Regions from separate parts of the Homo sapiens genome. Here region 2 is linked to region 1. Evidence: chromatin loops called from intact Hi-C (ENCODE). Cell type or tissue: mammary epithelial cell. All regions are shown on one strand. Each heading gives the region's core, and the rest is flanking DNA. Links, peaks and the distances in the headings are about the cores only. Region 1 overlaps LINC01340 (long intergenic non-protein coding RNA 1340). Region 2 overlaps LINC01340 (long intergenic non-protein coding RNA 1340).

Evidence for each region. A loop is a pair of places that touch in the nucleus more often than their neighbours do. Peaks named below come from ENCODE experiments on the same cell type or tissue, not always from the same donor. Only the 100,000 strongest peaks of a DNase experiment are listed, where the experiment ranks them.
Region 2: a loop joins it to region 1, with 2.3 times the contacts of the local background. A loop is called at or near these places in 1 of 110 quality-filtered maps.

Annotation. Positions count from the first base shown.
Region 1 is chr5:97,557,164-97,562,552 of GRCh38, reverse strand. The region is part of intron 2 of LINC01340 (long intergenic non-protein coding RNA 1340); the gene reads right to left. Among named protein-coding and RNA genes, the nearest start is that of LINC01340, 55 kb to the right of the region's middle. In mammary epithelial cell, for the core only: no CTCF peak of the experiment used is centred there; a DNase peak (open chromatin) is centred at 2,062; H3K27ac peaks cover 1,465 bases.
Region 2 is chr5:97,627,226-97,632,614 of GRCh38, reverse strand. The region is part of intron 2 of LINC01340 (long intergenic non-protein coding RNA 1340); the gene reads right to left. Among named protein-coding and RNA genes, the nearest start is that of LINC01340, 130 kb to the right of the region's middle. In mammary epithelial cell, for the core only: no CTCF peak of the experiment used is centred there; a DNase peak (open chromatin) is centred at 3,074.

The DNA.
Region 1 (5,389 bases), core at 66-5,065:
AATTAACCCCATATCCCAAAATATAAAAATAGCCAATGCTAAGTCTAATTCCTAAAGATAACTCTAGAATCACCTTGCCAATAGCAGACTGCTTAGTGCTAGGTCATTACTTTGAGGATGGCCATTCCTCAGCAAACACCTCAGATCCTGCTGGGAGCTGGCTTTCCCTCAAGGCCATCTTCAACTTCTCTATAAAAGACATTAAAATAAGTGAAAAGTTTACTAATAAACCTATACATGAATAAAGAAGAGGGGTTTGTTTCTTTTTTCTTTGGTTGGAAGTAAACACCAGTGTATATCTCATAAAACCATTTACCCTTACTAAAAGTTAAACATATAGTGAGAATATGCACATAAATCAGAGAGTTATCAAAACTATTTAGGAAAAAAATGTTTAATTTATTCTAGTTGAATGAATTGAACACACTGACCTAACACCTGCACTACGCCATACTGGGGGCACTTCTAAATGCATTTGCAGGTGTGGAAGCTCACTGGCTACCAAAGCGCATGTTCCTAACGGTGTTCTCATCATCCTTATGCTACTTGTCCCTCCACCCATGCACATATTTCATATCTATCTGGGGCGACTGCAAATAGTAGGTCTTCAACAAACATGTTAAATTGAATAATATTTTTGTAATAGACCTATGAAATCATTTGACATAAAATTTACTTAAAGTAAAAATTGACACTCATTTTAGTTCTGCCATATGAAGCTACTCAGAAATAGTTTCTTCGCTCTTTTACTTGCCACCCTACATAGTCATTGTCTTTTCATTTGTGTCCATCCCCTAAAGGTAGAGAGCATTTCAACCACTGCCTGCTGCTGCCCTATGCCTTCCACTAAGAGCTGCATTCATTCATTCATCCATTCATTCATTCATTCATTTTTTCACTTATCCCTCCATCCATCTATTCAAGAAATCCATGGAACATGAAAATATTTGAAGACAGTCTTCACGTTCTTCCTAAGTCTTCTCTTCATCTAACTAAATATTCTCATTATCTTCTTTATCATTCTTATTGTGATAAGTGTTCTAACAAAGTCAAGGGATATTGAGAGGCCAGAATCAGGGTGTGTGAGGGAAGAACTATTCCCTCTCTCTCTTGTTCTAAGTCCAAGCTTCTGCTATTACAACATTCAGAACACTCATTCAAAATGGATAAAAAAGATGTTCTGGGAACACAGTAATTTAAAAAAATCTAATATCTAATAATCTAGTAAAATGGAATTATGGTTTAAAAACACTATTATGTTACTGAAAGGTACTTTAGAGGAAGTATTATGTGTAATGCCATGTAAGCCTATTTTTTGCCTACAAGTTATGTTTTACTTTTCTAAACTTTAAAAATTCATTAACGTTAAAACTCTAAGGGATCACCAATTGCCTTTTGGATGTTAAAATAACACCAGCAAATGCAGTATTATATCTTTCTAAGCTACTACTTAGTATTTCAGTATCACGATCATCCTTAAAATGCACAACAGAGAACCAACTCAGTAATCAGTATTGATCTTTTAACTCCTCTGCACATAATGACTTCAGTGGGGCTAGTGCTTTTCTACTGATGGCTCTCAGAGCTTTAAAAATCATAATGCTAATGAAAGACTGAGGACAAACATTGCAGCTATGGCCTTAAAAATACTGCATGATCCATATCTTGGAAAGGAATCAGAAGGGAGACCACATCCACACCTTAGTGAATAGCAGTTCTTAAAATGCCTGCTCAGCCTTATGAAGACTGGAGCCACCAGTCCCATGCCATGTTGAGTGCTCATCTTTGGATATCAACAGAGACCGTCATTTTTGAGCAGCTTATCCTCTCATTAAGAAGACAATTAGTATTCACACTATCTACTCTGAGTTTATAAAAATAATCCCTCAAACATTTAGGCAGGCTTCCAGCTGAATCTCTAATGTAAATGATTTGGCTTAAAGTCAATGGAAGGTGATTTTCTGTGATACAACCAGCTCATGTCAAGACATTTCAGGGAACTTCACTAAAACATACAGATCTTGTGATTCATTTTTTTAAAGCTCTGTGGCTGACATGCCCTCACTTGAACAAAGTTCCTTTCCAGATCATGGGGCCTTTTCATTAATGCCTGAAGTTGTATCTTTCTTCTTTAGTCTACATTACCTGGGGGATCAATTGCAAGCAAAAAGGAATTCACTTTAGTAAACCTTGTGACTTCCCTGAATCCACAGAGCCTTCCAGAAATCGAGGCTTTATGCCAGCTCATTATTATCCTAGCCATGTGGATCCCCCATTGAGCAATTAGGAAATAAAGAGTTTTATTATCCTAGGGAAAAGAAGAATGCAATGAAAACTCCATGTAAAGAAGAAAACATGAAATTTAGTATTTTGTGGCATTTTAGTCTAGCCAATGAGAAAATCCTGTATTCACTGCAGATATATAAAAAGATAGTCATTGAATTGAACCAGAAATAAGCCTGAAAACTTTTTTGCCTTCCCACTCTGCTTCTACATAGCTGCATTATTCATAGCCATTTGTTTTTCCCTTTCAGATGTGGGCTCACACTTTCTGCTTCAGAGCTATCGTTCAAGGCTTATTCTGATAGAAGTCACTAATTTTCTTTTCTGTACTATCATTCCACACTGGGCTCAACTGTATATAGGGCATTTTGAAGTCATGGGAACCGCTGAGACAGAGAAAATACATAAAACTTTGGACATGGATCAATTGAGCAAAAATATAGCTATGGCTTAAAAAATGCAGGGGCCTAAATATAAGTTGGTATCTTTCTTGATTTTATATTCAATTATAAGCATATATATCTAATAAAAATCCCCACCCCCCGGTGAGTCATTATTTTACATTTAATTTTCTCTAGTATATACCCTTTTAACTTCTGGACAAATCAACATTTGGGTAACATTCATTGAATAACATTCATGTTATTTAAAAATTCATTTACATGTGTCAATCTTACCGTACCCATGTATATTTTTAAAAACTTGGTGTCAAACTAGGCTCTCAGTTTCCTGCACATGCATGCACGTATTGTGTTCATGCATAGACACACACACACACACATACACACAAGCACACATTATCTGCCTAATAACACAACCACAACATCAAAAATATTTGTTTTCAGATGAGCAGGTCAAATGGTAGCTCCCTTTAACTTAAACTTCCCTAAAATTGGAACTCTTACTGGGGAGGGAAAATGTAATCCATTACACAAAGTACAAGTGGTTAAGCTAGGAAGTTTATATAGATAATCCTAATGAGGTAGATAACTAGCTCACATTTCATTACTGTAGCTTATTTCCTGGAAACTGCAGATAAATTACTGTAAGAATTACAAAAGCTATATGAATACAACACATGACAAAAACTAAAAAATTCCCTTGAACATATGTGGCAAGCTAAAAGGAAATAGGGCCTTCTCAGGCCACCACTGTTCTCCACCTGGCCAGTCTCAGCCTCCCTCAAATGCAAATCCATCTTCAAAAGCCATGTCACTTACAGCCAGGTTTATGGAGAAATAGTCATCCCCACACATCATACATTTTCCACACATCATCTCTTGAGCATGTCTGCTTGAACCCTGCAGTTCTCCGCCCTACGAGAGTTGTTCTACTTCTCTTTCTCCATCACAAATTTCTTCTTTAAGCCTTTCCAGCCTTCTCTTCCTTCTCCAACATACAGTCAAATGCTATTAGCCCACCTACCACATTCGGAAATCAAAAGTTAACCACAAAAAAGAAAATGTAAACCCAATCTGTTACCAAGATCTGCCCGCGAATATTCCTTGGGTGTATCTGGATTGGAAGGGAGCTGGCATCAGTCTGGTACTAAGCAAATTGCTCTCTCTGTTCTACATTCTCATCATGACTACTTATCTCTTCTCATCCTTTACATCTCAGCACAATTATCACCTGCTGAGAAATGCTCCTCTGAATTATTCGACAGAGTCAAATTTTTGTTTTATATTATCCTTAGGCCCACATGCACCTCTTTGGTAACACAACACAGTTCTGACAGTGTTTTGTGTAACTGTGCTTAATGTCCACTGCATACAGTAGACAACATAAATCATAAAGACAATAATACCAGCTCTTGTTTTCTTATCACCACCCCAAAATCTAGTACACCATCTAGAATATAAAAGGTGCTCAATTAATATTTCTTGAATGAATGAAAGGCTGAATGAAGAAATAAATATGTCTATGTGTATGGGTTTATGTAGTCTGTGTTTATAAATAATATTTCCAAAGACTTAGTATTAAGAAAATACTTTTTAAAAATTACCTGAACAAGAACTAAAATAAAACGTTATAGTCTTCAATAGATGTTGTATCACAGCCATAGAATCAGAAGTGGCTGAGGATTTAAATTTATTTACTCCTAGTGTGACTATCCACATTTGCCTGAAATAGTCCCAGGTTTTCATCTCAGTATGATCTTTAAGAACACCCTTTGCTCTCAAAATTATTTTAATTTGATCAACAAATTACATAATTACCTTGCTTGTCATGAAGTGAATTCTTGGGTTCTGGTTCTGGGTTACTGTCTTAGTTAATTCAGGATGCTATAACAAACATACCATAAACTAGGTGGCTTATAAACTAAAGAAATGTATTTTTCCCAGCTCCTGAGACTGAGAAGTCCAAGATCAAGATGCTGGCAGATTTGCTGTCTAGTGAAGAACTGCTCACTGGTTCACAGATGGCACCCGCTAGCTGTGTCCTCACATGGTAGAAGGGGCAAATGAGCTCCCTTGGGCCTCTCTCATAAGGGCACCAATCTCATTCCTGAAGGCTCCATCCTCATGAACTAATCACCTCCCAAAAAGCCTCACTTCTTAATACCATCACCCTAGAGGCTAGGATTTCAATATATAAATTTGAGAAGGAACACAAACACTTGGACCATAGCAGTCACTCCATGAAATGTGTGCTGCCCCATGACAGACGTCTATTCTAGGGTTCCAAATTTAGATATTTATTTTCTCTCCACCTATATATGAAGACTGTAGATATAATACTAATCTATTGAAATATAAAAGCGCTGAAATTTTGCAGCATCTTGTTGAGCTTAGGGAAAAATTACCAGATAGGATAAATATCAAATGTGATACATTCCATCTTGAAATATTTAAATTCCAAAACAGGACATTACATTATACATAGGTCCCCAATTGCAATTTGACAGTCTGAGCTTCATATTTTTATCCCACAATTATATTCAGTGATTCACTGCACTTTAGCAGTTGGAGTGTTCCCTACTAAAGCTGGCCCCAATTCAAAATTTAGTTAAGTTGCTCAGGGCAGAGATGTAAATGACCTACCAGGCTATTAAGTCCAAACCTTACAAGGTTGTTCTCAGAATAATGAACACTGCAAAAAACTT
Region 2 (5,389 bases), core at 97-5,096, 70 kb before region 1:
TCAGATGAGTAGGTTGCAAAAATTTTCTCCCATTTTGTAGGTTGCCTGTTCACTCTGATGGTAGTTTCTTTTGCTGTGCAGAAGCTCTTGAGTTTAATTAGATCCCATTTGTCAATTTTGTCTTTTGTTGCCATTGCTTTTGGTGTTTTAGACATGAAGTCCTTGCCCATGCCTATGTCCTGAATGGTAATGCGTAGGTTTTCTTCTAGGGTTTTTATGGTTTTAGGTCTAACGTTTAAGTCTTTAATCCATCTTGAATTGATTTTTGTATAAGGTGTAAGGAAGGGATCCAGTTTCAGCTTTCTACATATGGCTAGCCAGTTTTCCCAGCACCATTTATTAAATAGGGAATCCTTTCCCCATTGCTTGTTTTTCTCAGGTTTGTCAAAGATCAGATAGTTGTAGATATGTGGCGTTATTTCTGAGGGCTCTGTTCTGTTCCATTGATCTATATCTCTGTTTTGGTACCAGTACCATGCTGTTTTGGTTACTGTAGCCTTGTAGTATAGTTTGAAGTCAGGTAGTGTGATGCCTCCAGCTTTGTTCTTTTGGCTTAGGATTGACTTGGCGGTGCGGGCTCTTTTTTGGTTCCATATGAACTTTAAAGTAGTTTTTTCCAATTCTGTGAAGAAAGTCATTGGTAGCTTGATGGGGATGGCATCGAATCTGTAAATTACCTTGGGCAGTATGGCCATTTTCACGATATTGATTCTTCCTACCCATGAGCATGGAATGTTCTTCCATTTGTTTGTATCCTCTTTTATTTCATTGAGCAGTGGTTTGTAGTTCTGCTTGAAGAGGTCCTTCACATCCCTTGTAAGTTGGATTCCTAGGTATTTTATTCTCTTTGAAGCAATTGTGAATGGGAGTTCACTCATGATTTGGCTCTCTGTTTGTCTGTTGTTGGTGTATAAGAATGCTTGTGATTTTTGTACATTGATTTTGTATCCTGAGACTTTGCTAAAGTTGCTTATCAGCTTAAGGAGATTTTGGGCTGAGACAATGGGGTTTTCTAGATATACAATCATGTCATCTGCAAACAGGGACAATTTGACTTCCTCTTTTCCTAATTGAATACCCTTTATTTCCTTCTCCTGCCTGATTGCCCTGGCCAGAACTTCCAACACTATGTTGAATAGGAGTGGTGAGAGAGGGCATCCCTGTCTTGTGCCAAGGATACTCTTAAGTATTCTACATAGTAGCTAACATTGAAAACAAGACAAATTAATGCCATTGACCTGGACCCAGAAAAACATTCAGTTCAAGCTTATTGTCTTAATAAAGTTAAAATTTCCTAGTGAAGCATTTAAGGTTCTTCACTATCTAGTCTGTATTTGTTCTCCTTTCTTATCTCCTCTCACTCATCTTGAAGACTGACCCCTAAGTCTTATCTTAAAAGTACTTTTTACTTTCTTTGCCTTTTACCACACACAGTGCCATGTCACATCTCCATACATGCACTCATCATTTTCTCTTCTCGTTCTCACCAGTTCCACCTTTCCATTCCCTAGAGACCCAGGTCAAATGTCTCCCCCATTGCCAGCCTTACCTAAATCCCAAGGGCAGAATCAATTATACTCTGGCCTGTCCCCCACTGTACCTTCTTCAGACTGCTAGTAATCACAGCATTTATTCCACTGGAGTTCCACTAGTTACTTTAATGAAGGCCTCCCCAGTAGATCATGAGAAGTGAAACCTGTCTCCTCTATCTGTTTATTCCTGACTCACTAAGCACAGTCTCTACTCACAAAGAAGACATGCGCTGCACACTTATTAAATGCAGGAGTGAATAAATTACCATAGACAAAATTACTAGGTTCACATATTCCATGTTCTTTTTGAGGCTAAAGAGGCTAGAGCTACCATTTTCATTATTGCTATGCTGGTGAAAAACAAAACACAAAAACTTACAACCAGCCTTTCTTTTTTATTTTCCAAACAAGAAAAGTAGTCTACGGAAGTCTATGTCTAGGTCGAAACCACATAATGATTGATATAAGTAGCAACACTAGAACCCAGTTCTCCTGGCCACTAAAAATAATCAAGCTTTTAGACTTTCTACAGCTTTCCTCCAGATTGTGAGTAAATGAGAGAAGAAGTCATTGTAAATACTGTTTATGGATGTACCTTCAGTGCCTACAAAGTGCCTGACACATAAATTCAATAAATATTTATCCAATACATGAAGAAATAAATAAATGCAAATGTTGTACCTACTAAATCTCCTAAGAAAGATTCCAAATTAAAACAAGCCAACAAATCAATTACATTTTTATCCATAAAAATAAAATCACTGGGCTGGGCGCTGTGGCTCACACCTGCAATCCCAGCACTTTGGGAGGCCAAGGTGGGCGGATCACAAGGTCAGGAGTTCAAGACCAGCCTGGACAACATAGTGAAACCCCATCTCTACTGAAAATACAAAAAAAATAGCCGGGTATGGTGGCACATGCCTGTAATCCCAGCTACTCGGGAGGCTGAGGCAGGAGAATCACTTGAACCTGGGAGGCGGAGGTTGCAGTCAGCTGAGATTGCGCCACTGCACTCCAGCCCATGCAACAGTGTGAGACTCCATCTCAAAAATAAATAAATTAATTAAATTAAATCACTGAAGTTCCTAAATGGAAACAATGCAGAGATAACATCAAAATTCCAACTTCAAGGTTTCCTTGAAGCCTTACATGTGTTTGATGGAAAATTTCCTCTTTTGCTTTCCTGAGAGCATTTTAATATATATATATATATATATATAGTGTGTGTGTGTGTGTGTGTGTGTGTGTGTAAAAGAAGACAGAGATTGAAATCAATTAACCTGAAGAACGTTGTATCCTAAGGATTTGAAGTGAGGAAATAGAATTTATATTTAAATATCAATGGTTGTAATACATTATTTTGGAAATTTATTAATATCACTTATGGAAAATATAGAGATGACTGACTAAAAAAAAAAAGCACAAGTTTGCAAACTTCCATATTTAAGAGTGATAGGATCTGAATCCAAAATGTCTGTGGACATCTAGAGTGGGCCCTTCTGACAGCCTTAGAGCTGGAACAACTGTCAGCATTGTGTGCTCTGGGGCCTGGCCATCTGCCCTGCCCTTTGGAGGAGCAGGAAATTATGAGAAATAGTCATGGGTTAGAAGAATTTGTGGGGGTGGCATCCTTGGAAGGATCTCGCGACAGTGCTGGTTGCCATAGCGCTATGATCTGGCATTTCCAGTGAGGAGAGATCTGAAATCTGCCTGCCATGCCAGAAAGTGGAGGCGGCAAGAAAAGAGGTACAATTCACAATGTGAAAAAATTTGGAAAGCACTAAACCACACTTTTAAGAGTCAGGAAGGGCTATCTATTTTTTTAATACTGCAAATTATCTTCTTGACATGTGATCTGAAGTTTATCAACTTTCAAAAGACAATTTGAGTGTCAGCTAAGCCGTGAACTGTCCGCAGGCATGTGCTCGAACAATTGTATTGCTATTGCTTTTGCTGGATTTTTGTATTCTCCAATTCATCTTGCAGACCATTTTCAGTTTTCCTTCACTAACAAGATACACATCCTGTTTAATTTAAACCAGAAAGACAGAAGGGCAATGAGACAGCATCTGAGGACTTCTCACTTAGAAAATTGTATTAAATTCTTAATCTGCTTGCTGAACAGAGCTCCAGGAACATGTTTTCTCTGAATATATTTCACTAAAGAGAAAGTGCCTGCTGCATTGCCTCCCTGCTGATCATCTCATGTCACAATGGATGCACATTTTCTGCATAGTAATTGATGGCCTCAGTCCCTATAGAAAGGGAGGATGGAGCTAGCCCAGCAATTTAATAACCTATCATTATATACACCTCCAGCATGGGATTTGGGACCTCTCTACATAAGCCAAATGAGGTCTGTGCTTTCTCATTGGAATTTTAGGATTTATTAATCCCTTTTATGCTCTTCTCATGAGTAGTCCAGTCTCAATTTCACTTACAACAAGGCTCTTCTCACCTCTCACCAGCCAGATGTTTATTATTATAGAAAAGAATTACATCTTACACATTTGCATAGTACTTATTGATTCTAGTTTCTATGACACTGTGAATTCTGAGAGCCCAATAAATGAAAGTTTAAATAATCCTCATGTACCTGAGACTCGGTTATATGATGATTTGGTGTAAGAAAAAGGAAAGAGCTGAAGACTGTAGAGGTATAAAGAGGATCAAGAGATTTGCCTGACAGTAGCAAGGCAGCAGAGTTAATTTTGTGAAGACAAGCAAGTTGTTTGAATTTTTTTTCTTTTTCAATTTTTTCCTGACACTCCTTGTTTCTGTAAAACCAGGGGTAAGAGACAACATCTGGAAGGAAAGACAGTGAGACACGGGTAATGTGGCTGCAGCCTGCTGGCTGCCATTCAGATATCTGCCAGATGAATGAAGGCTGCAGAAGCTTGCCTGACATGACATTCACTTAACAGGATTACAAAGAGCACTCCAAAATGCACATTTTCATAAGTATTTCTTTCAACTGAATTTTATTTATTTTGTTTCTCTCATTTCTGATCAACTGGAAGTGAGTATTTCCACAGATATTTCCTGATGTCATGTAAAATAAAGCATAAAAATCTTCCAATAAAATAAGCATGTAATTCTTTGAGACTGACAAACTCATCTTTTAGTTAAAAGGCTTAGATAAAACATAATATTTCTCTCTGAAGCTGGAACTTAAAGGCAACATCAAAAGTGAAGGGGCTTCTATTAAATATAATTAGTTTTTACAGAACCCACAGGTCAAATTAAAGCACAGATTCTAAGCTTGGGCACCAATTCCAAGAATTAAGTTTACATTATTTCTTTATTCCCACTTTCCAGTCCGTTTCTACTCACCTTTCCAGATGTATCTCTTGGTAACTTCTGATACTCCTACCTCTTTTTCCTCACCCCCTCAGGCCCATTGTTCCACCTCTGGCAAACCGCTCCATCCAAGAGTACCTAATTTACTTTCATTTGTCACTATCTTTTGCATGTGGCGATTTCTCTGCTTAGAACTGCAGCCTCCCACTGCTCCAGCTGAGAAATTCCTACTTTTTTAGAGCCTTCCCTGTTTGCTTCAGGCAGTTAGTGCTTCCATCTTTCTTGCATTAACAAGATTGTTATTATCTCATTTTATATGCACACATGCATTTTTGTATCCTAGCCATTATACCACAAGAGGAGGCCCAAGTTGGGAGAAAGCTTCATGTGGGGAGAATCCTGCTTTGCAATCACATCTGCAAATCCATTGCATAGAAGCCAGTACAAAAGAAAAGCCTTAGCTTAACTGTTATATAATATTGGGCAAGTCACTTGAACTCTCCGAGCTTTAATTTCCCCAACTGTAAATTCAGTACAATAAAAGTTCCTAAATTATG